4 separate regions of the Homo sapiens genome follow, and regions 2, 3 and 4 are each linked to region 1. The links are chromatin contacts, found by Hi-C in ENCODE. All regions are on one chromosome and are shown on one strand. The core of a region is the stretch at or near the end of the contact, and the rest is flanking DNA. Distances in the headings are between cores, read along the strand shown.

Region 1 (6,232 bases), core at 2,694-5,193:
AGGCAGTAATTGTACTTTAGTATGCAGTAAACACTAAATTTCTTCACAAAGAATATTAAAGAAATATATGTACTAAAGGGTCAGGGTTTAATAAAAAGATAATTCTTACTGCTTCCTCAAGAGAATCCTTAAATGAAACTGACTGTCTGCCAACTCTCTAACAAGTATATAGAGTGATGAATAATATGATGACTACTAGAACAACTTGATGCCACTACCTTGATTCATACTCAGGTACCAGCAGTTTTACCAATCAATACTTTTGCAACAGCACTGCAAATGTTAACATACCTAAAAAGGTATATGATATCTTAGTATTGTTATGAAAATAACTTTGACTTTAAAGAATCTCAGAAGAGTCTCAAGGACCCTCTGTAGTCTACAGCCTAAATTTTGAGAGTTGCTGATACAGACCAATAAATTTCATGTAAGGAAGAAAAGTACTGCAAGCAGTTGATTGTTTCAAAGGTGGCACCATCATTCCATCTTCAAGAGGAAAGGTGAGAATGACAATATCATAGAATTTTACTATTTTCCTTTTCTGGCAGGACCTATTCAGGAAAATTTCTGACTTGTTCCTGCTGGTTTTAAACTAAAACATGGTATGGCAGACACGATCTTTACAGGCTAAAACAACATGAAAAGCAGCAGATACTAAATCAATACTCTCATAAGTACTCTGTACCAGTAACAAAGACAAAGCCTCTTAACATATTGGGTTGGTTACCTAAGTTCATGGAAAACCTCAGATATTCCATAAAGATACTACCAGGTAAGTCAAAGAAGAAAAAAAATAACAGCTTTCATAATTTAAAAAATGTGACTTGGTATTATGATATATTTCATAAGCATATCTAGAATACAATGTGGAACCTGTCCAATTTTCCATTTATATAACTCAACAGATTATGATCAAAGGGCCTTTTATACTTTTTTGTTTTTGTTTTTTTGGTGAATGGATCTATGAATGATACTTGTGAAACACCTATAGAGGAAACCAAAAAATGTTAAAGCTGACTTCATTATGGCAAATGCAGAACTGTGTACTAATAACAAGTCAAGTTAAAAACATAAAGACAATGCAAGTAATATGCTATTTGCACCTAGATTTTCACCAATGGAGAGCTAAAAGTTATTAGCGGATCTTTGTTACTAAATTAGCAAATCAAACAAAATATTATTTGGTTAACGGAGATGGACATTTAAAATGTCATTAGATTGCAGATCTACTTGAAGGTACGCACAGAAGAGTCCAGTTTTTACAAAATAAATCTCAGAAACTCAAATTTATTACTGTTAATACATTAGGCTTCTTGTTTTCCCAGGCATCATCTATAAACCCAAGTTTATAGCAATAATGGTTATATAATCACCCAGAATAAAACTTCATCACTAGTACTGAAGCAATGCTTACTGGTACATGATTTGGTTGGAATGAAACTGTGAGAACAGTTGGCAACAGGTGCTAACCAGCAACAAGTTGTTTAGAATATCTAAATTGCTGTGTGGAGAACTGAAATGACTGTTAAAGGGAATGAGACTGTAAGTCACACCTTTTAAGTGATGCAAACGTGGACAGGACAGAAAAGAAAAGAAAAGCAGAGGCAGATAAATCTCGTAGGCTGCAATCTAAATGGAATAGCTCTGTTGAGTTCTAATCATAAAAACCATTCGGATAAAAACAGGCCTGCATAGAGAGACAGGTTCTCCGAAGCTGTGTTGCTGCTTTAGGCAAGGATTTATTAGATGGACTCTGGCTCTCCTATACACAGAGCAATCACCAAAAATACATATTTAGGTAAATAAATGAATGGAAATACCTCAATACAAATTTTCCAACTCTGCCCATTAATTTATCAAAAGAGATAAATCCTCATTGGTATGTAATTAAGTAACAGAAAAGAGAAATGAATCACGGGGTATTTTGACATGCTCACTCCCATTGTTCAAATGTGTTAAGTTTTAGAGGGGAAAACAAAGCCTTAAAATATACCAAATTAAGCAGACTCAAAGAGACTATATGTTTTAGAAAGGATAGCCTAACCAAGACAGACACTATTACAGAGCCACAGTGAATTTGAATTTTGTTTTGTTTTTTAAATTCTTGGGCACTCTAATCCAAACACATTCCTGTATTGCATGTTTCTCACAAACTGACAGATACATAACCTTCCCCTGCCCTCATCGTGGAACAGTCTTTATGAGGTTTCAAATTCGGGATCCATGATGAACATCATTTAACACATGAATTGTCTGAAGTTATATATGCACATTTATTTGGGTGTTTGAGTGAATGCATGTATTTATGGGAAAGAGGCCCAGTTGTAATAGGATTCTCAAAGAGATCCAGAACCATCTAAAAAAGTTTAAGCAATCCTAGTATAGGAAGCTCCTTTATTTGACAGGAAGCTGATAAGATTATCTCTAGGGTCCTAAGAAACTAAGGAGATGATGTTTTAGGTGAGATTGCTAGAAAGCCTTCAGTTCATGTATTTTTGTCACAAACACCAGGTACTATAAAAAGATCATTTAAAAAAAAATGTTCAGAGGCTAACGGCTTTGAGTCAACCTCCTCAGTATGCAACTTATAACACGTGTGGCACTGACCATAAGGGTTTGAGAAGGAGGAGTAATAAAAATGATTATCAACTGCTGTATGAAAATCGCCTGATGATTCGTAATAAGGAGCTTACATCATTAAATAATGTCACTAAGCACTTTCAATTAGCACTGATAAAAGTCTCAGAGTTGGACTGATTTAACTACTAACAAAATACTTTAATTTTTCACTGGTCCTATGAACTAACAGCCTATCTCCTAGGTACCTGAAGCTCCCATCATCTTCTAAATACAGAAATACTGTTACTAGAAAACAGTTCTTCAAACAAGCTACTTTTCCATTCATGGTACACCTGAAGAGTTTGCAGAAGACACTCAACTCTTAAATAGAACAATACCTTCGAAGCCAAGCCAGTGTCACATATCTCTCTAGAGGAAGAAGATTATGCATGAAAGATCATACTCCTGATAAAGGACATGTTCACATATTGTTTTAGGCAGAACCAAATATTCTAAATATGTGTTTTCACTGCAATGTAGACTAAATTAATTGCCAAAGATGAAAAGTTACTTGCTATAGGGTCCTCCACTTCCTCCATAATCATAGGACTGCTGTGACTGATCATCGATGCTGTAACTTGTCTGGTAGAAATCCGTGTTTAAGTTTTCAAAGCCTGACATTGCAAATAATCTGTAATAAAAGAGAAATGGCAAATATTCCTTATGCCCAAGGTTCTACTGAATTCGTTCCTGGCAGTCTGCTTAAGCAAATAGAAACACAACAAATATTTTTTCAGTAATTCGGAGAGGGGATGGGGGCGGAAAGTACGCAGCATTTGAACGACGGTAGCGGAGAGAGAGTAAGAAAATGTATATTCTTTTAAGTTGCGGCCCAGTAAGACAACTCCACCTTAAAGAGCTGATATGCCTTCCATTAGGGGCGAGGTCGTGGGAGTTGTGGTTCCATAAGCGGTCTAAAATATCAATAACAACAAAGATGATTTTTCACCTTAGGACTGGGCTTTACAGCTGACAAGGCGACTGCTTCCTTGCAAAATAAGGCCTGCGGCCTGCCAGGAAAAAGTGCAGAATCTGGAAGGTCGCGCCTGAGGTGCAGGGGACCGCGTCAGGGCAAGGGCTTGAATGAGAGCGAGGGTCTGAGCGAAAGGACCAGGGCGCGGCGCCGAAAGACGGCAACAAGCCCATTTGCACGGGTGTGGAGAGAAGCTGAACACTGTGCCACGGGCCTGGGTCACTCACCAAACTCTGAGGCTGCGCTGGCGGCAAAGGCAGTAGCTTCACTAATCCCAAACAACCCCCAAACTCTGTTTCAGACCCTGAACCAGCCCCGTTGCTACGTGTCACAGGGCCAAAGAACGGCTTCCGGGGCACGCCCGCTCGCGCAGGCGTGTTAGCAGGTTGGGCACCGGTGGGCGGGAGGAGGAGACACGAGTATGGAGCTTGCGCAGTATCTACCCAACCTGCGGCTGGCCCGTGCCAAAGAGGAAAGTGCTTCCGGCAGCCTGGTTAGGGGTGGAACCAGGAAAGCGCAGGCGTAGCAATTGCTGCTTACTCGTAGGTAGGAGGAGGAGTTTCTCAGACCTAGGTGATGGAGGAAGACTGGGAGGCGCTAAAATGAGACAGACGGAGTCCCCTCTCCTGTCCACAAACTACAATGCCTACAATGCCTCGGTGTCAGCATTTACTGTGATTCAAGCACTGTGCTAAAGTGTTTGTATGTATTATTTAATCTTTACAACCTAATGAGATGGTTACCCTATTTCCCTTTTGTAAGTGAAGCTATTAAGTATTCATTCATTCTGTGCTAGCTGCTGGGGATACTGTGGTAAATATAAGCTAGGTGACATCTACCCACCTGGAGTTGGTGGTGGAGAGGGGTAATCGAACACATACAAATGCATGTGAAATTGCTACTAATATTCTTTAGTGTTCCATAATTCTTTGAAAGAGTAACATTCATCTGGGAAGAAGAGTCTGTAAAGCCACTATAAGAGGGTTATCAAAGGGTGAGTGGGAGTTAGAGAAGACCAGAAAAGAGAAGAAAGGGCAACGGGAAAGGAGGATAAGGGAAAATAGCCTGAATATTTTAGGCAAAGAGAACAATGTGTGCAAGATCTGGGAAGCATGGTCTGAGGAAAGATGAAAATCGAGCTCTGAACTTCAGCATTATTAACATTTTGAGTCAGGATGTTTCTTTATTGGGGGCTGCCCTGTGCATGATGCTTAGCAGTAGCATCCCTAATCTCTAGCCATTAGATGCCAGTACTCCCCCCAACCAACCACCACCACCATCACCACCAAGTTGTGACAGCTAAAAATCTCTCCAGACATTGCCAAATCCAAATGTCCTTGGGGGCGGTGGGGGCAACATTAGCTGAATTTGTCAACCACTCTTCTAAGTGGAACCTGAGTGACTGGAACAGCAAGTGAGGGGAGCCACATAGGAGTTGAGGCTGGAATAACAGGAAGGGGCCAGGAAATATCCTGTGGGATTTGTGTGTTGGTTCTAAAAGAAGTGAAGATTGTGAACTGATGAGTGATGTTTAAATTGTTTTCTTTTGAAAATGATTGCTTTGGCTCCTGTGTTAAATCACTTTCCCAAGATGGTGGAATCCCGAATATTGTGACTCGAAATAAGATGCTATTAACTAATGAGCAGAACTTTCTTCAGGGTTTATAGCAATAAAATTTATCATGAGCCACTGCATTATATTCTGGGATCAAAATCCTGAGGCCCTCACAAAAGAAGCCAGACCATTGTTGGGGACTAGTTTCCAAAGGAACAATAAAATTTCACTTAAAACTTTTCTCTCAACACCCCCCACCCCAATAAAACAAACAGAAAACGCACTCCCCTCCAAACAAAAATAGCAACAACAAAAGGATGTAAGACCCAACCAAAAAACCTAGGATTGTACTCTAGAGACCAACAGGCAGCTGCCCTTTGAGGTTTTTACCCATTAGCGAATTTATTTGTTTTATTTTTGTGGATACATCATAGTTGTACATATTTATGAGATAAATGTGACATTTTGATACAAGCATACAATGTGTAATAATGAAATCTGGGTAATTGAGATATATCTGTCGCCTCAGACATTTGTCATTGCTTTGTGTAGAGAAAATTATAAATCTACTCCTAGTTATTTTGAACTATACAATAAATTATTGTTAACTATAGCTACCCTATTTTGCCACTGAACACTAGATTTTTGTGCTTTCTAACTATATTTTTGAATTTCTGAAATTGCTCATTCAAGTGTTCACCACCTTTCATCAATCATTTTAGCATTTATTGGTTTAGGTATCATCTGCACAACTTCAGGTAGAATGACCACATATTATGATTTGCTGGAGACAATTCCATTGTCCCATTTTCTGCCTATTTTTACTTACCCTCAGCATAATTATTAATGTTGCTCCCTTTTACTCTCAAAAATATCCTAATTCAGTTGATAAACTTTGTGATTGTACTTTCTTTAAGCTACATTATCCATGAAGCTGTGTTTCGAGTCATCAATAAGATGCAATAATCCATCATTATCTATTTAATTAATCTTATGGTTAAAAAAATTCTAGTCTCTTTTGTTTTTTTCTGATGTTTCTATTTCTTCTGAATCAAAAAGGATATCCCTTTCAAATTTGAATGAGC
Region 2 (6,232 bases), core at 1,671-4,170, 2.6 Mb before region 1:
CATGAAGAACCAAGGGGTAATACCAGGCAGCCTGGCTTCAGCCACTCACTGTCAGCACGTCTAACAATCATGTGTTTTTAAAAGATGATGCCCAACCACTTTTAAACTGAGGGTCCATCTCCTTTCCACACAAGATGCCTCAGAGGGTAAGAGCAGATCTCAGACAATTTGTGAGCTCTGTGTTCTCACCAGTTAATCCGTATTTAGAACCTGCATAAGCCAGGAAAGGTATGTAGCAGCTAAAGGAATTATAAACCCTCAAATGCAAACAACCTTCGGGCACACTTAGTCCAAACCAGTGCAGTTTTATACAGTACATTCTTAATGGAGTTCCAGAGGACACATACTCTAGAAAAGGTGGAGGCGGCGAAAGACCTTTGAGTTCAGTTTTAGCCTATAGTTCAAGAAAACTAAGCCACGGGTATCAAAAGCACACCAGCAATCTCGCCCACTCCACCCACCCACGTATACATACACAGACACAAAGAGAAGTGGATTGCAATGCTCCTCCTCATCTCTCATTTCCACAGAGTTCTCATAAAAGGAGCAAGAGGAAGAAAGAATATTCTGATGCCTTGAGATAGGTTACATTTGGCAATAAAAGGGTTAAGCAGCACTACTTTCCTAGAAACCTTCCAATTCCGTAGCTACTAATGCAATTTTCCTCATTACCTGAGCTATTTAGTTTTAAAAATTCAGCAGATTAAGGGTTAAGACTAACACCGCAGAAAGAAAAGAGAACTTGGTTCAGCTCCATCCTCTCTAAAGCAAATACCTACAACCCTGAGCCAAATCCATTAAACATATAGAAGACTTCATGGACATTCCAAAAGACAGGTGAAAAGGGGTTGAGCTTCCTCAGGTTTCTCACCTTACAGTACCACACACATAGTAGACTTCACAAGTTCGTGAAATAATTGTTAGATAAAATAGAGTACATATAAAATTCTACTCAAGACATGAAAACAAGTCACTGAGGTCACCACAAGTCAGCAGCAATAGCTGGAATTTGGGTGAGGAAGGTCAAACAGTACTCATGGAAATAAAATCAAAACAAAAAGATACAGAAATAGAAGGAATATGAGCCCTAGAACTTAAGTTTTGGAAGGAAAGCTAACGGGGGGGAGGGGTCAATTCTTATCCTAAAGAAACATACAAAAATGCTGCTTTAGTCACCAAAGAAGGAGGGGGTGTCAATACCCTTAACCTTATATTTCTAGGGGGGGAAAAAAAGATGTTCACCAGATAAAAACAGATGGTTACTGACATCTCAGATATCACTGGAAAGGGCAGTCCAGGAGCACTTGGTCTTGCTAGAAATAGGAAGAGATGAGTCACTATTTTAATTCTATTTAGAATTAAACATCTAACCCTCCAGGGTTAACATCTCAACCCTCTAGGTCATAAAACAACATTTTCTTCCTGTTTCCATCGCTTTATCAGTTTTCTTCCCAAATTTGTGGAGCTGGGTCAAAATGTTGGGAGGTGGGACTAAGAGTTACAAGCCATTTGTTTAGTAGAAAGATACACTAGTGTAAGGGCATAAATACCTGGAAGAGAAGACAAAAGAGCTACAGTTATAACTAGCTATTATAATGATCATCAATATCCAAGACTTTTCCTCTCCTGGACAGTGCCCCGTATCTTACAAAGCTTTTATAGCAAAAAAGCAACCAAACGGCTCCCTGGAGAGAGGCGTTGGTGTGGGCAAAAGGTAATGAAATATGATAGGGTTACATGTATATCACTATTCCTTCACTCGGATTGAAAGTAACTGGCACTTGAGGAAAGCTTACTCTTCTACAGGCACGCAAAGGGAAGCCGATAGTCGCCTTGGGGCACAAGAGGCAGTAGAAAAGGAGTAGAGGAGACGGTTATCATGGGAAATGTATAAAAAACAATTCAATTACAAACTTCTTGAACTCGCAGTCCAACTTTCTTCCCACAGGAGAGGTTTATCACCATCCTAGGTCAAGAAGGGCACAATCATGAGAGTTCTAATCCTCTGAAAAGTGATAAGCAACAGGGCAAAGAGAGAGGTTCTCTGGAGAGAGGAATACTGGTAAACAAATAAACGTCATGCCCCAGTGACCATAGGACCTGGGCAGGAGCCCATTCCTGTAATCGCAAGGACAAACGTCCAAAGAAGGAGTTGGGGGTAGGGCTCAAGTCAGGTAACATTCCTCAGGGGAAGGATTATCAAGTGACACCGGGCGGAGGGCCCACGGGGGACTGGGCGGGAGGAAAGTTAGCAGGTAAAAAGGATGAATCATGGAGAAGGAAGTGACCTTTAGGAGAAGGAAATACGAGAATACCAAAAAAGGTGTAAGGTTAAGAAGAGAAAATGGACCCAGAAGAGGGGACCAAAAAAGAGGAGGCGTGTTCGGGTACTGGAGGAAGAAGAAAGGAAGTGAGGCTGAGAGGGGAGAGACGGGGCTGAGAGCCGGCCGGGGATATGCGGGCGGGAGGGCAGAATGTAAGGGCTGGGGAACGAGGGAAGCCCCGAGGTGGCCGGGGCAAGAGCCGGGTGGGATTCCGGGGCTTCCCGAGGTCCCGAAGGGAGAGGATGTCGGGCTGCAGAGCTGCGGACCGAGCGAAACGAGGAAGGAAGGCGCGGGGGCGGCTCCCCAAAGCCGGGCAGGCGCCCCAGGGGCCGGCTGCAGGGGTCCAGAGGGCGGTTACGGGGCCAGGCAGGAGCGGGATGGGAGGGACACTCACAAATTTCTTAGATTTGCCGCCGTCGCCGCCCGCCGAGGGCAGCTCATCTGGGCTCCGGCCCTTCTTCTTGTCCCGGGTCCCGCGGCCGGGCCCCAGGCTCCCGCCGGGCGGCTCCATGTCCCGGTTCACGCTGGCCGGCGACCCCGCGCCTACGCCGCTCCCGCCTGGCAGCTCCGCGCCCGCCGCCGCCCAGTCGCTCTTTAGCCAGCCGCCGCGCCCCGCCTCATTAGCATGCCGGGCTGCGCGCGCCTCATGAATATACAACGACGACGCCTCGCTCCCGCCCGCCTGCCCCACTTCCGCCCGGACCCGCAGCCCCTACCAATGGGGGAAGGGAGAGGGGCGGAGGGAAGCCGCGGAAGCGCGCTACCTGCCCAGCGGACCTAACCATTCGGACCCACGTGGGGGGGGGTGGTGAGTGGGCGGTGCAGCTCTCCGCGGCCGCGGCGGAGAGCACCGCCCCCTGGCGGTTGGAGCAGCGCAGGCCTCTGGCTCCCACGCAGCGCCCACGTGGCTGTACAGCCTGACAGCCTGGACCCTCTCACATCCCAGACCAAAAATCGCGTGAGACCATTATCCTGGCAGAAAATTAGTGACAGGTTTTCCAAGAGAATGCAGTTTTCAATGTGTGCAATACCCATGGAACACATGAAAAAAATTATAGTGATAGCCACCATGTTTTGAAAGCAAGGTAGCAAGAACAGAGCTCGGTCCAGGGCAAGCACTAGACTAAACCAGACTCGCTCTGGAGTTTAATTTCCTAGTTCGAATTCCAGGTTAGGTACCATCTAATTGTTTCTAATCAGGACAAACTAATTATTGCCAACATGTGCCTAAACAGCAATAACAGTTACCACTTAACCATGCCCTTTGCTCTCTGCTAGGCACTAGGCAAACACTCTACATGTATTTTTCTAAGTCCCCACAGTCCCATGTGATAGATTCTGCTAGCCTCACCATTTTATAAATAGTAAATTTGGACTTTTGAGAGTTGAAGTGACTTGCCCAAGAACGCATAATTGATATAAAATTTAAACCCAGCTTAGTCTGATTTGCTGCCAAACCCTATGTTTAACCAGGATTCCCCACTGACATAAACCAAACATGAGTGAAAAGAATGAGTATTCTCCAAGAGTATATTCTTTGCTCTTCTAGCATGACTTTCTCCCTAAGCAATTTCATCCATTCTCCCAGCTACATCTGTCCCTTGTGTGACAGTTACGTGGCTACCAGTCGGCCTTCACAATATGGACTGAATATTCTTGACCACAGCTAGCAAGATTTCAAGCATAAGTTCCTGAAGGGCAGAGTCAGTGACTTACTTACTCTAGAGCCCCAGTACCTAGTCAAGGGCCTGAGATATACCAGGGACTCTGCCAAGCTGGCTGGCTCCTAAATTTGGCATTCATCTCTCTTGTGGTCCAGACCTTCTGATGGTGATCGGATAGAATGTTACATAGAGCTGTCCATCCCATACTTCAAACTTGACTTAGTGCTGAGCTTTCCAGACATTTTGTCTAAAAAGTCCAAAAGCTACTTTCTAAGCTAGTGTTGAGAACAGACAGAATCAGAGAATGGAGGGGAGGAAGTGACCCATCTATCAGTCCTCTTTCTTGTATCAGTCTGTATCTGCTACAATATTTATCATACTACTGACTGGAATGTAAACTCTTCTAGAGAAAGGTTCATGTTTGTGGCTACTACAGTATTTAGCATTGTTCTTCACATAGACAGATAATGGGCAACTTCTTCTGTCAGGCACTGTGCTAAGCACTTAACATGTTTTATCTCAGTGTATCTTCACCAACTAGCATCACTACTCTAAACACCCAGATTCAAAAACCTGAAGTCATCTTCTACTCCTCTCAAATCTGCCCAGGTTTGTCTAACTCTTAACCAAAATCCTCTATTAACTTCTTATATTTACAATAATAAATGTAGAATACATACACAGGGCCTAACGTAGGATAAGTGCTGAATGAATGTTAACTATGCTTTTATTACATGCATCATCATGCCCATTTCCCTCTCCTTTCATAAATAGGAAACTAGCAAGAATTAACATTCCTAGAAAGGCGAAAGGTACAAAAAATACCGACTTAGTTTATTGGATAAAAACAGTGGTAAAATGGACATAAAGCCAAAAGTGAGAACAGAACATTTTCATATCCTCCCCACACTTGAAAACATACTTCCCATCATCTGGGATTCAGGTGTTAGGGAGCCAGAGCCCCTTCCAAATCTCTCTCTCTTCATCTTCCCTGGAAGCAAGGGGAGGAAGAAGTCAGAACCCAGGGGAGGAGGAAGTCAGAGGCAATCTCAGTCCTTGTCTACCCGTTCATCCCTCAAAAATCTCTGGGTTCGAGGGAAGCAGGGAAGAAATAAGGGGCAAGGGGGGCTAGGGACTGGCCTCCAGGGCCCACTGCCAATAATGTCCCAGATAGCTATCCTTGTCTGTATCTCATCCCTAATAGGTACCATTGTCAGGCCTTGGGAGAGAGAGGAAAAGCAGGTAGATGGTTCGAGAACCAAATGTGGTCTCCAGACTCTTTCCCAGAGTCAGCAAAAGCCCTGGGGTGACCCCCAGGACTCTAGGAGCCACTCCTTTTCCCTCCAGCCCAACCAAGAGGTGAAAAGAAATTCCTTGGGACACAGCATCCCAAGCCACTCTTAAATCTCCACATCGCTTTCCTTGTCATTGTCATGGTCTCCATCATAGAACTCATTGGGTGCCTCTGGCCTGCAAAGCAAGGGGAGAGAGGTCAGGATCTCACTCTAAGTTCTAATCTTCTCCCAGCACCCTTTTCCAAAGCCATTTCTCAGGCCCCGTTGAGAACCACTCCTCCTCTTGTTGGTAGAGACTGCTATTCATTCACCCATTCACGTATCAAATAAACATTAAGGAACTACTCTATACAGACACTGTCATAAACCTTAGCAATACAGTAGAGTAACAAGCTGGACAAGGTTGTCTATCCTCAAAAAGCTTACCTAATAAATGAGACTAGTAACTAACAAAGTAAATAAATATAATAATTTCAGATGATGGAGAGTACAATTAATAAAATGAAGTGATAGGACTGAAGGTGATGAGAGGAAAAGGGTGAAATTTCAGACAGGACTATTGGGACATAAGACCTAAAGTCTGAGGAGGAGCTAAGCAGGCAAAGACTTCAGGAAGGCCATTCCAAGCTGCAAGAAAACCAACTACAGAGGTCATGAAATGGAAAGAGACTGATGTATTCCAGTAAGAACAAGGAGGCCAGGACAGCCGGGAGCACTGTGCATGGAGGAGAGTAGTTAGAGATGAGATCCTGGATGTAGGTAAGGGCTAGCATGCAGGACCTTTTTAAGCCACAGTCAAAATTTTGGATTTTCTTCTAAGTGCAAGGTAAAGGAGAGTTTTAATTTTAAGAAGAGTGACGTGGTATTATAAACCCATAGTGAAAGAATGGATGTGAAAGCAAAACAGGGCCCAACAGGTACTCAATATTGGTTTCTTTCTTTTTGAAAA
Region 3 (6,232 bases), core at 1,157-3,656, 2.5 Mb before region 1:
ACTCTTTTTTCAGATCTCAGCTCAATCTTTACTTCCTCTAGGAAGGCCCCACCGACCAGCCACTCCACCAAGCTAAACAATCCTCCACGTATACACTCTCATAATCTGTCATACACCTCCTCTTTATAAGACTTAGCAAAAATACGATATTAAAATTTTGTTTTTGTTCATCACTGCATTCCCAGCACTTAGCACAGGGCCTGCCTAGAACAAGTGACCAATAAATATTTATTGAATAAACAAATAAAATGAATTATGATGCATTGACAAGTAGGCCCCCCTTGAGATCTTCCCACTGCTGCCAAAAGACCTCACTGAAGGGCTTGGCATTAAACTGTTAGACATCAAAACTCCCAGTCCTCCCTCACCAGTCATCGCCTACGTTGAAGGCATTAAGACTCTTGGTGAAGCCTTGCATATTGGTGGGGCTGACTCTCTGCAGGAAGTCAATGTAGTCCTCGGAGTGGAAGCGGCACATGTCATGTTGGGAGGCCTGGTATGGCTTGAAGACCTCGGGATGGAGACACAAGATGAACCCAGGCAGGGTCAGCCCCACTCCACAGGCTCAGACCACCCATACTGAACCCAGTCCTGGAGACTATATGAAGCCAAACATAGCATTCCCCTCATCCCACAATCCTTAAGTCAGTAGAGAGACTCCGATTAACCAGGTAAGTTATTACAAATGAGCCCCCTGAAGACCACTTCTTTTCCTTTCCACCTCCAGCTCAGCCTATCGTACCTTCTCAACTTTGAGCCCTGATCCACCTGCCCTGTTCCTTGGAATCTCCTATTCCCAGTTCTCTCCATGCTCATCTCCTCCCCCAAGCTCTGATTCTGTCCTCTTTCCTCTGGATTCTTCTTTCTGGAGTCAAATATATGGGATATATGTCAACTTTCTAATTAAAATCAAAGATTTATTATCTTTGGAAGGTCAGGGGGATGTGTCACACCTCTTTGAAAACTGCACAAGAAAGAGCTTTTCTTCTCCCAGAAAATGCACACAGGTACATACAGGCAAACAATCTCAAGGGATATAGATTCCTGCACTAACATCACCTCAGTCTTTTCTATGACCAGTCCATTTGTCTGTGCCTTGGCACAAGCAATGAACATTCATTCATATTGTTCACTAGTTTCCCTAGCAACACATAAAGCCTGGGTTTAGCTGTTTTGTCTTATTTTTTCTTTTGAGACAAGGTCCTCCCTGTCAACTCAGGCTGCTGATCATAGATCACTGTAACTTTAAACTCCTGGGCCCAAGCCATCCTCTCGCCTCGGCCTCCCAAGTAGTTGGGACTACAGGCACACCCACCGCACATGGCTACTTTTTTTATTTTTATTTTTTGTAGATGTGGGTCCCACTGTGGCCCAAGCTGGTCTCCAACTCCTGGCCTCAAGCGATCCCCCCCATTTCAACCTCCCAAAGTGCTGGGATTACAGGCATGGGCCACCACGCCTGGCGTGGCTTAACTGTTACTATCCCATATCACAGCCATAAATTCCAAGCTGGGAAGACAGCATGTGTATGTCTGGTAGATGAAAAACTGGATAGCGATTAAGCAGAACCATGTAGAGGTATTCCAGGCTGAAAAAGGAATATCTAAAATATCGCCTCTGTTCCACACGCACATACACATTTACAAAGACGGCAGCATCGTTCCACCCTGGAGCCCTAGCTCCTTGGAGGTAAAGAAAGGTGGTAAAAGAGGAGTGGGAACTGAGGGTAAACCTCACACCCTGATACAGTGATATCCGCTCCCCTAACCCTAATTCCTGAGGCCAAGGCCCTATCCACACTCTAAAATGCAGAGGAGGAACACACCTTCTGTCTTCAAACCAGCCCCACATCACGCTAACCCTAGGCCAAGGGCTAGTGTGCCTACAGTCAGAGGGTGGCCGACCTGAGGTGAGAAAGTACTTTCCATTAAGCAGAGGACGCCACCCCCAACACCCTGCACTTTCAAGGTACTCCTGGTGACTTCTATCCAGCTCCCCGATACTCTAGGGGCGGGTCGCACTTCATGCACTCAGTCCAGCCCACCTATCCCTACGGCCACAGCTCGCCCCACCCCCCAACCCCCGGCCGAGGCGGCGGAACTCACGATCATCTTCTTATAGAGACCGTAATGCAGGACCAGGCTATGGGTCAATGCCAGGCGATGGGGCTTCATAGGGTGTCCAGCTCCTGGGGGTGGGGAGAAGAGAGTTCGTCAGCTCTCACCCCTGGAGTTGCAACCCCGCCTCAAAACCTCCGTGTCCCAACCCCTCATGCATATCCCTGTTTCCTCACCGTAGTGGAAGTTGCCCACGTCGGGGTCGTAGAAATAGGCCACGGTCTTGGCCATGGTGCCGGCGGGAGCAGGCCCCGCACCTCCGCCGCCCGCCGCCCGCGGCCGCCGCCAGCCCCTCCCCGGCCGTGCGTGCTGCGCAAGCACGTAGCCGGCCTCTGCGGAACTGGGCGTTGCGGCCCCGCCTCCATCCACACCCAGGCCACGCCCCCAGGGGAGCTCCGCCCCTCGCCCGGCTCAGCTCTCCCGGTATCTGGGGCTTTGAGCGTCCCGGGTTGGGCAGGGAACTGGCAGCATAGCTCCTAGGATGCGAGGGCCATTTGTCTCCGGCCGGGGGTCAGATCCTCGGGAAGCCGAGCCATCCCATCCAGCCGCTTGCCCCAAACCGGGCGCAGGCCGTGGTCACTTCTCTAGGAAGCTCCGAAGATCCCGCCACTCCGTCCCTCAAAGGTGCGGAAAGCCGGCTTCCCCCAGCCCTCGGAGAAGATTCCTGACTCTCCGCTCGGTCGGGGCATCTGAGGGCAGGAGCTGCGCCAGGCGTACCGGATAGACCAGTGGACAACACCCACGCCGGACCGCCTGTCCCCTACCCGGACCCAGACTCGGCGCCGCACATTGCCCCGGGGGGGCCCGGCGCAGTCACGCGCGCGCAGAGCTCACGCTCTCCGCCCCGCACACCTGCGCTCCGCCCCCTGGTCCTGGGCCCGCGACGGGTGAAGGCATTTGGGAAGCCAGGGCGGCTGCGGAGGCGATCTCCCTGACCCAGGGCCGGAGTTGCCCGGAGCCTGCCACCGCTCTCAGCCAGCCCGCATCCTTCTCTGTTCTTCCCTCCCCCCGCCTGCCACGGCGCGGGTATCCGCAGCCACAGCCCGGGGCCGGTGAGGCGGCGAAGGGGGAGGGGAGGAATCAAGGGATGAGCGCCGGAAGGGCGTCGGGGGCCCTGAGCCGCACTAGGACGCCCCTGGAGCCGGAACCCCAGCAGAAGCCGGAACCAGAACCAAATCACCGGTACCGGGTCGGCCAGGTGGTCAGGGTGGGAGAAACCAAAAAGGGAGAGGGGTGCGGGAGTACTGAGAGGAAGGGGCTGCAGAGGCCTGGCTCAGGCCGGCGTGGAGGAGGTGCGGGCGCTGACTCAGGCAGGATTTCTGCTCCCGCCGCCTAAGAATGCCGTCCCATCTCGTGCTGCAGTGTCCTTGGGAGGGACAGAAGCGCGAACAAGCTGGAAAGGGGAACGCTCGGGGCGTCGGGGAAGCGGGACCAGGGTCGTGGTAGAGAGCTTGCGTTGCCGCTGACCTCTTGCCGAAAGGCGAAACAGCACTCCTGGCCCGGACAGCTCCCTGGTTGGGTAGGGGGTGGGGCCGGACCTCAGCCGGACGTCTTAGACGTGCTTGTTTCAGATCCTGAGGACGGCATTCCTACCCCTCCCCCATTCCCAGCTGCAGCCCCCTAAACCCAGGAGGCGCCCTGGCCCGCGCTCGCCCCCCAGGGCCTCATGTCGGAACCACAGCCTGACCTGGAACCGCCCCAACATGGGCTATATATGCTCTTCCTGCTTGTGCTGGTCTTCTTCCTCATGGGCCTGGTAGGCTTCATGATCTGCCACGTGCTCAAGAAGAAGGGCTACCGCTGCCGCACGTCGAGGGGCTCTGAGCCTGACGATGCCCAGCTTCAGCCCCGTGAGTGAGGAGCCTGGAACCCTGGCTCAGTCACCTTTCACCCTTCTCCCCACACCTCTGCCTCCCTGACCAACAGACCCAGGCCAAATCCTGATCAAACCTGCTCAGGAAGCCTAGTGATGCACTCTTGAGTTAGCAAGTGGGGTGACACCACTCTGAAAGCAAAACTAGAGAAAGCAGCATGGGCAGGAACGGTCCTCTGGATGGTAGTCTTGGGCTTGCATTGGTGTCCCCATCTTTTCTGGTCCCTGAAATGCTGAGGTCCAGCATGATAGCAAGTAGGTAAAAGGGTATGTCCTAAGCAATAAATGATGGGAGCCACCAGGTAATATTCCCCCAAAGCTGACTCATTCCTGCTTCCTTGCCAATCTCTTTCATCCTTCAGCTGAGGACGATGACATGAATGAGGACACAGTAGAGAGGATTGTTCGCTGCATCATCCAGAATGAAGGTGGGTCTAGCATAGCCCCTTGCTCCCTCTTCTCCAACCTTCTCTTGCCCTGACCTCCACCTCCACTGACTCCCTCTTTTCCTTCTTCCCTCAGCCAATGCTGAGGCCTTGAAGGAGATGCTGGGGGACAGTGAAGGAGAAGGGACAGTGCAGCTGTCCAGGTGAGCTGGAAACAAGGGCCAGCATGACTTAGCTTGCCTTGGAGAGTATCCTCTCCTCCAGCACAATCCTCTCCCAGCCTCCTTGCATGTATGGGGTTGGGGGAAGGGCAAAGCTGGCTAACTTATAGGAAGAAAGTTGTTTTGTAGAAATCGCGATTCCTTCAAACCATCTCTCTCATCTAGATATCATCAAGCCTAACATTCACCTCTAGTGCCACTCCTTTGGGTTAAGCAGTGTTCTTTTTAGCAAACAGCCCTGGGAGGAAGAACATATGGTCACTAACATCTTAATATTGAGTTTATTAGATAAAGACAAGAAAAAATGGGGCTTGGGGAAATTGGGGCTTCTGGGGTTTTAAGGAGCATGCTGAAAGAACGTAAGAAACAAAACATGAAGGGAAATGGAAATGTTACCCTCACTCCCCTCCTCCCTGCTGTCCAGTGTGGATGCCACCTCCAGCCTGCAGGACGGAGCCCCCTCCCATCATCACACAGTGCACCTGGGCTCTGCAGCCCCTTGCCTCCATTGCAGCCGCAGCAAGAGGCCTCCACTTGTCCGTCAGGGACGCTCCAAGGAAGGAAAAAGCCGCCCCCGGACAGGGGAGACCACTGTGTTCTCTGTGGGCAGGTGGGGCAGGTGCTCCAGGGAAAGGGGGGCTGAGGTAGGGGGCCCAGTGATCAGGCACCTGATCCCAAAAGTGGGCCTTGGCTCTTTCCTCCTGGACTGGGAGCTCCGGCAGAAGTCAGGCTACACAATGTGCCCCACAATCTGAGAAGGCCTCCCCTACCTTAGGCCAGAGGGAAGTAGCCACCAAACTCAGGATGTCCCTGGTCAGAGGGGAGGGCCAAGCAGCCTCTGAGTTGTGGTCCTAAACCCCAGTGTTCCCTCCCCTCCCAGGTTCCGGGTGACACACATTGAGAAGCGCTATGGACTGCACGAACACCGTGATGGCTCCCCCACAGACAGGAGCTGGGGCTCTGGTGGGGGACAGGACCCAGGGGGTGGTCAGGGGTCTGGGGGAGGGCAGCCCAAGGCAGGGATGCCTGCCATGGAGAGGCTGCCCCCTGAGAGGCCACAGCCCCAGGTCCTAGCCAGCCCCCCAGTACAGAATGGAGGACTCAGGGACAGCAGCCTAACCCCTCGTGCACTTGAAGGGAACCCCAGAGCTTCTGCAGAGCCAACACTGAGGGCCGGAGGGAGGGGCCCAAGCCCAGGGCTGCCCACTCAAGAGGCAAATGGGCAGCCAAGCAAACCAGACACTTCTGATCACCAGGTAGGAAAACACAGCCGGGACTGCACTGGGCTGGGCTCTTATTGCTCTCTACTCTGGGGGGCACTGATAGGACCTACTCCTGGTCTCTCATTGTTGACCCCTCCCCTTTCTCTCAGGTGTCTCTACCACAGGGAGCAGGGAGTATGTGAGGTGAGTCTGCCTGAGCCCTAAATGAGGTAATCTCATCTTCCCATCACCTACTTAAACTATTTAAGCCTTTCGGCTCCCTGAACCCCCCGAGTAAACTGCAGGCTTAGCCTTTGCTATAAATCCCTTGGTTTGGTGGTGGAGGTAGGGAAGGTCCTGGAGCCCCAGGGGAAAAGCTGGACACAGCTTGAACAGGAAGCAACAGTGTTATTCTTCCTCTTCTCCAAGTCTC
Region 4 (6,232 bases), core at 1,584-4,083, 2.1 Mb before region 1:
ACATTTAACAAACCCTTCTTGGTTACTTACTGAGCTCTGCACTACCTAGGTCAAGCCTCATGTGGATATGAAAGACAGAAGGTCACATTTATCCTAGAGATTTGTATCTATATTGCAGGGGGAAAGGGATACGGACATGAGTTATGCTTATACTTGTCCATGTTTCTTTTCTCTCTCAGGAGGGATGATTCAGAGTCAGCAATTCACATATGCAGTACTGCACATGGAAAGTATTACTGTTATTCTGTGGGGAAATAAGTTTCTAAGTGCAGCAATCTGAAATTAATAACTTTCTCTGTGGAAACTCTCTTGACAACATCTCGAGATGAAGCCAAAGAGCACAATTTTTATGGCTTTGGATTATCTTCTCTGTCTGCTTGGCTTGCACCAGGCATGGATCTGTGAGCCAGAAATTCAGTTTTCCCCTTCGTTGTACAATTTGCCTGCCAGCTGGAGGCCTAATATAGCAGTGACTCAATTTCTCAATTCTCCAATTTATCCACCCATCAAATCAAGGCAAATAATCTCAATTTACTTATTAGAGGCTTTGGGGAACTCAAGAAAAAAAAGACCAAAATCTTTACCGTGACTACAAAACATTTTGGTTGAGGACATAGGAAAAGGAGATTAGAAGTTGGAGATCAATTTTCTTTTACTTTCAATGCAAAATATTTCTATGATAAAGCCTGTTATTTATATTATGATAAATATTTGTGTCCACATGCAGGGAGTATATAGATATTGAGGGAGAAAGTAATTTAGGAAAGAAATAGAAGGGTAGCAACATCTTTTCCACAAAAGCCACAGCACTGCAGACATGCATAAAGATTGCAGTTGTTGCTCCAATAGCCTTATGTGGTAGGCCGACAAATTCTTTTTTCTTTTTCTTTTTTTTTTTCAGAGATTGTGTCTCACTATGTTGCCCAGGTTGGTCTCGAACTCCTGGCTCCTGGGCTCACGTGATCCTCGAGTCTCAGGCTCTCAAAGTGCTGAGATTACAGATGTGAGCCACTGTGCCCAGTGGACATTCTTTTTTATTCTTTCTTACACGTAAATGTAGACAATCTGGACAAAGAAGTCTGGATTTCTACTTTCCACTGCTGACATTTTAAAAAATTTCAAATTAGATTTTTGCACCCTTTATACAAGACTACATGGCAGGACATTATGTTTGATTCACTGTACCTGATTACATTTAAATGTTGTTTTTCTGGATTATAAACAACAACTGAGGGACAGAGTAAGGAGGCTCTAAATAGACTTGAGAGCTTGGAATGTTGCTACATTTGTTCGCTCTCCCAGCATGTTAATATGTGAGACTAATACTTGGAAATAGCGACAGATATAGAGGAGTTTGGATGCTGAGAGAGAACTCAAAGTGAAGATGGTAAACATCTAGAGTTTTTATTGATTACAATTTTCTCATATATACAGAAACCTCAGGGTGTGTTCTAAACACAGTTCTCTTTTAAAATACATAATTAACTAAACTTCAAAATTAGAAGCTAAGACAATAATCATATTAATATAACCTCTACACTGCCAACTTGGAAAGGCAATGAAGAAGAAATGGGAATTGCAACAAGCTTCAGAGATGGAAGATTTTGTTTTTCTCTGTAGGACATGTGGGTAGAAGCAATTGCAGATGGCTGGGTGTGAAAGAAACAGACCTTGCAAGCCTGCTATATAGCTATACTGTGCTACATGGCATTGGGAGGTAATAAGATTTAAAAGACAAATACTCTTGTCTTCACAAAGCTTATAATTTAGTTGTGCAATACTGGGTAAGAAAGCTGGCTTAATGGAGTTGTATTCCAGCTTCACCCCTTAGTAGCTCTGTGTCATTGGGTGAGATATTTAATTTCTTTGGGCATAACTTCCTCATCTGTGAAACACTGATAATTGTATCTCCTATATGGCAGCTATGCCAGCCTCCTTTCTGTTCTTCCACAAGACAATCTCTCTCTGGACCGCCCTTTGCACCTGTTCCTGTGGTCGGGAAAGCCTTTAGCATGGCCAAACCCTTCAAGTTTTGACTTCATGTCACCGAGTCAGGGAGCTTTTTTGGAAAATATTGTTTCCGATTCCGCAGATGAGGCTGTTAAAATACTAAAGGATGGCATAAACATGAGGATGCTATTATAATCATCCACCCTAAGTAGGATTTGAGATCCAAGCAGTTCTCAAGGATTTAGGGTTAGCAAACTTTTTCTGTAAAATGTCAGATAGCAAGTATTATAGGGTTTGCAGGCCATACCAAACAAATGGGTGCTGCTGTGTTCCAATAAAACTTTATTTATGGACACTGAAACTTGAATTTCATGTACTTTTCACAGTCATGGTGGCAGACCGGATTTGGCCCCCTCCCTGTCGCTGGCTGACCCCTGGTTTATGAGTACGGCAGATAAAAGAAGGGAGTGAATAAGAACCACGATTCTGCTGCCAGACACGAGGGATCAGGTCGCTGCTGTGAAGATTGTCAACCTCTCTGGTTGCCAACGACCTCGAGAATGGGGTTGTGGTCCCTGCGTCAGGGCGGTTGTGCTGAAGGCTGGATGAGGGCACGTAGGTGAAGCTCAGTGCTTGGCACGAGGTGCTCATCAGCAGCATCGCCCTTGCTTTGGGCTGGCCTGTTAGTAATTCGTTTTTAGTGGAATCGAATACAACACTTGAGCCTCGGAGGCTCAGGTCGTCGGAGCAACTACACCAGGGCCGGTGCACCTCGGGGCGGCGGCGCAGGACTAGGCTAGGCCGGGCCGGGCCGGGCAGGGCGGCGCGAGTCGGGGGTGGGGCGGCGGCGCAGCGCCGTCGTCGTAGTCCCCGCCTCTTCCCCAGGGGCCGCGTCGGAGCCTCGGCGGCGGCGGCGGTGCTTACAGCCTGAGAAGAGCGTCTCGCCCGGGAGCGGCGGCGGCCATCGAGACCCACCCAAGGCGCGTCCCCCTCGGCCTCCCAGCGCTCCCAAGCCGCAGCGGCCGCGCCCCTTCAGCTAGCTCGCTCGCTCGCTCTGCTTCCCTGCTGCCGGCTGCGCCATGGCGTTGGCGTTGGCGGCGCTGGCGGCGGTCGAGCCGGCCTGCGGCAGCCGGTACCAGCAGGTAAGCGGCGCCCGACTCCAGCCCCGAACTCCGGTCCCTGGCTCTGCCCTGCCCGCTGGCCGCCTCAGGCCTCTCTGGCCGGCCCGCGGCCAACTCGACGCCGGGGCTTGGCAGGCCGCGCTGGGCCTGGAGGGGCGGGTCGGGCCCCGGGCTCGGATTCGAGGCTGCCACGGGCCCGGCCTGCCCGTCTGCGACCCCAGGTGGGACTCCGGCGGTGGAAAGTCCTCCTCCCGGCCTCGTTTCCCGCATTTCCCAGGGCGGGCGGGTCCCTGAGTCAGAACCCGCGACCCACAGGCGGCATCGATCTGAGGCATTCGTTTTTCATTTTTCCACCTTTGGTTTGATGTCATTGGAAAAGAAAGAAAGAAAAAAGCATGAAACGGAAACTGGGTGGAGAGAAAAGATTAAAATCTCTGCTGCTGCCGATAGCTCCCCACAGCAAGATGCTATTGCTCAGGGTTTCAGAGCCTAGTTTGTCGAAACCCATCCCCCTCGCCTCCGTTTTAAGACAAAAGTAAAAAATGAAGCAAGAGACAAGCCCGCAGTTTGCAGTAGATTTGGAAGAGGCGATGTTTGGCTGTGGTGATGCCCCAAAAGGGAGAGCTACGATGAAGTCTGCAGGGCGTGTGCCGGGTGTATTTTAAATGCTTGGAAGTGACGTTTTAAGAGATTTGATGGCATAGCTGGGGAGGAAATGTATAGGAAATGATTGGATCATTTTCTCGGGTTTGATTTAATACATTGAGGCCCCAGGGAAAAGAGCTGCTTGTTTCACTCCGCGTCTGTAGCTAAGTTCCCCCAGGAAATTTAGAGACCTTCTGCAGGGTTTTTGGAAGTGTTAATCTAACATACAGTAATGGTGGGAATTGAGCCAGGTGGTAAACTGATGTTGATTGGAACCGCAAATAACGGCTTGTGTTTGTCATGTTTCAGATGCTTTCGGTGCATACAGATGTCAATCCTCCTTTTATCAAATAAAATGTCCTATCTTAGACGATCTACAATTTTATATTTTAGAAGTAAGGAAAGCCAGCCAGTACGATGAAAACGTAGATTAACCCTGGTGCGGCCGGCCGGTTACTGGTTTGTTTTGCTATCATCAGCCATGTGTTGCAATCCGTCCCCACTCAGGCTTGGACTCCCAAAATGACTAGTTAAGAATTTCACTTCTTGGTTTTATAAACACGGCCCAAATTGTGGCAATGCAGTTAATCCTTAGATCTCTTCAGAGCACATGGATCTAGCACATGCTTTTTTTCTATGACCTTGGGCAGCCTGCGGGTTCCTTACTGCTTTAATAAAATGGGAATAACAGATGCCACTTAACTGTCACCACAGTGTTTGCAAATCACCCCTACTGTATACTGTCATCTGATTTCATCCTTTTCATCCTGACTTGGATAAGGCTAACGAGCAAAAGAGCTGTGGTTTTTCTTTGTACTGCCATCTTCTTGAGCTATTAGGTAATGCTGACATACTGCTAGAATATAAAAAATTTGCTGGAGTATCAAAATCATGTATTCCTTAGTGTGGCATTTAATATTTTTTAATTATGCAGAATTGAAGTATAAAAAAAAGAGAAAAAAATCTTCCTAGAAAAATTGTAAAAGATGAAAGCCCAAAAAACTGCAAAACCCTCCCTAAACAAAAACCAAATAGATAACCAAAGGTAATATTTTAATGTGCATTCTTGTGGGTTTATAGCTATGTAAATATACATAGTTATAGATCAGTATATGTGTGTACAGATAAGGAATGCAGGAAAGCTAATATTGATTTTTTTATGCAACAATCACAGTATTAAGTAATTTACATCCATTTTTTTTTTCTTTTAATTCATACCAAACCCTTATGAACCAGGGTTTGTTCTCATTGTCAAAGACTCAAAGTGGCTCAGTAACTTGCCTCAAGGTCACAGGCTGCTAAGTAGTGATTATAAGGATATACACACACTCACCTACTTAAAACACAGGCTCACAGTCCAGATATAGGTGTATGCATTAGCAGATATATACACATGCATATGTATTCTCTTATGTACCCATATATACGTATACAGACATATCTTTGTACATTTGTGTGCAGTTTTATGAGCCCCGATCATACTTGCACATACTTTTGCACGTGTCCATGTGTATCTTGTTCTCAGACATGTGCATTCATACATTTGCACATGTGTATCATGCACATGTATCTACAAAGGCATGCTAGATAAATAATGAAATAGGTTCATAATTCTATTTTGTAATGTTCTTCACACAATGTTATTAATGTCTTCTATATAAAATATTTTTAATGTCTGCATGGCATGTAATTGTATGGCTGAATCATAATTTAACTAATTGCTTATCTTTGGTCACTAAGAATGTTTACAGTTTTTTTCATTGAAATTTATTTCACATACGTCTTCAACCGTTTCCTTAGCATAAATTACTAGCCATGGAAATGCCTGGTCAGCGAATATGCATTTTTAAAAGGCTTTTGAATTATAGAATGATGGTGAATTGTCCAGGCAACTTGATAGGAGCATGATACTCTTTGGTTGTCACACAGGGCTGTTCTGACTTCTATTTGATCTGGTTAATCAAATTGAGCTAGTTTTCTCACCAAGTAAATGTAATGGAAAACTGTATGATTCATTCATAAATGCAAACACAGTTTTGTCTTTATGGTCTTTTTATTGGTAGTGTAATATGTGGACAACTTGAATTTAGCATAGTGACAGACTATGCAGAAAGGGTAGGCTCAACCAGGTGTGGTGGCTCACACCTGTAATCACAGCACTTTGGGAGGCCGAGGTGGGCGGATCACTTGAGGTCAGGAGTTCGAGACCAGCCTGGCCAACATGGCAAAACCTTGCCTCTACTAAAAATACAAAAATTAGCCAGGTGTGGTGGCACTCACCTGTAATCCCAGCTACTTGGGAGGCTGAGGCAGGAGAATTGCTTGAACCTGGGAGGCAGAAGTTGCAGTGAGCCAAGATTGTGCCACTGAACCCCAGCCTGGGTGACAGAGTGGGACTGTCTCAAAAAAAACCAAAACAAAACAAAACAAAAAATGGCCAGGCAAGGTGGCTCATGCCTGTAATCCCAGCACTTTGGGAGGCCAAGGCAGGCAGATCACAAAGATCACGAGGTCAA

The links. Hi-C counts contacts between places; a loop is a spot of excess contacts on that map. Pooled maps may share reads with other maps.
Region 2: a loop to region 1 is called in a pooled map, with 22 times the contacts of the local background. The contact joins the promoter of DIAPH1 here to the promoter of YIPF5 in region 1. A Hi-C loop is called at or near these places in 7 of 50 pooled maps.
Region 3: a loop to region 1 is called in a map of CD4-positive, alpha-beta T cell, with 5 times the contacts of the local background. The contact joins the promoter of HDAC3 here to the promoter of YIPF5 in region 1. A Hi-C loop is called at or near these places in 2 of 168 maps with a recorded cell type or tissue (CD4-positive, alpha-beta T cell and naive thymus-derived CD4-positive, alpha-beta T cell), 1 of 37 single-sample maps with no recorded cell type and 12 of 50 pooled maps.
Region 4: a loop to region 1 is called in a pooled map, with 4 times the contacts of the local background. The contact joins the promoter of NDFIP1 here to the promoter of YIPF5 in region 1. A Hi-C loop is called at or near these places in 2 of 168 maps with a recorded cell type or tissue (CD4-positive, alpha-beta memory T cell and CD8-positive, alpha-beta T cell) and 8 of 50 pooled maps.

The regions. Positions count from the first base shown.
Region 1 is chr5:144,166,716-144,172,947 of GRCh38, forward strand. YIPF5 (Yip1 domain family member 5) reads right to left here and starts at 3,944. Exons shown (of 6, transcript NM_030799.9): 1 at 3,820-3,944; 2 at 3,131-3,250. The coding sequence starts at 3,240. It overlaps KCTD16 (potassium channel tetramerization domain containing 16), which reads left to right and starts at 4,158. Exons shown (of 4, transcript NM_020768.4): 1 at 4,158-4,294. RefSeq lists an enhancer at 3,806-4,085.
Region 2 is chr5:141,616,080-141,622,311 of GRCh38, forward strand. It overlaps DIAPH1 (diaphanous related formin 1), which reads right to left and starts at 2,921. Exons shown (of 28, transcript NM_005219.5): 1 at 2,719-2,921. The coding sequence starts at 2,835. HDAC3 (histone deacetylase 3) reads right to left here. Exons shown (of 15, transcript NM_003883.4): 15 at 4,802-5,458. The coding sequence ends at 5,389. RefSeq lists silencers at 2,499-2,695, 2,506-2,555, 2,616-3,275.
Region 3 is chr5:141,634,443-141,640,674 of GRCh38, forward strand. It overlaps HDAC3 (histone deacetylase 3), which reads right to left and starts at 2,407. Exons shown (of 15, transcript NM_003883.4): 1 at 2,294-2,407; 2 at 2,106-2,188; 3 at 369-511. The coding sequence starts at 2,348. RELL2 (RELT like 2) reads left to right here and starts at 2,555. Exons shown (of 7, transcript NM_173828.5): 1 at 2,555-3,967; 2 at 4,353-4,418; 3 at 4,513-4,579; 4 at 5,022-5,207; 5 at 5,478-5,853; 6 at 5,970-6,003; 7 at 6,229-6,232. The coding sequence starts at 3,784. The coding sequence ends at 6,002. It overlaps FCHSD1 (FCH and double SH3 domains 1), which reads right to left. Exons shown (of 20, transcript NM_033449.3): 20 at 4,860-6,232. RefSeq lists silencers at 1,880-2,174, 2,184-2,233, 2,294-2,583 and enhancers at 3,094-3,143, 3,844-3,963.
Region 4 is chr5:142,105,946-142,112,177 of GRCh38, forward strand. It overlaps NDFIP1 (Nedd4 family interacting protein 1), which reads left to right and starts at 2,834. Exons shown (of 8, transcript NM_030571.4): 1 at 2,834-3,092. The coding sequence starts at 3,030. RefSeq lists an enhancer at 2,585-3,086 and silencers at 2,664-2,933, 2,994-3,123, 3,194-3,263.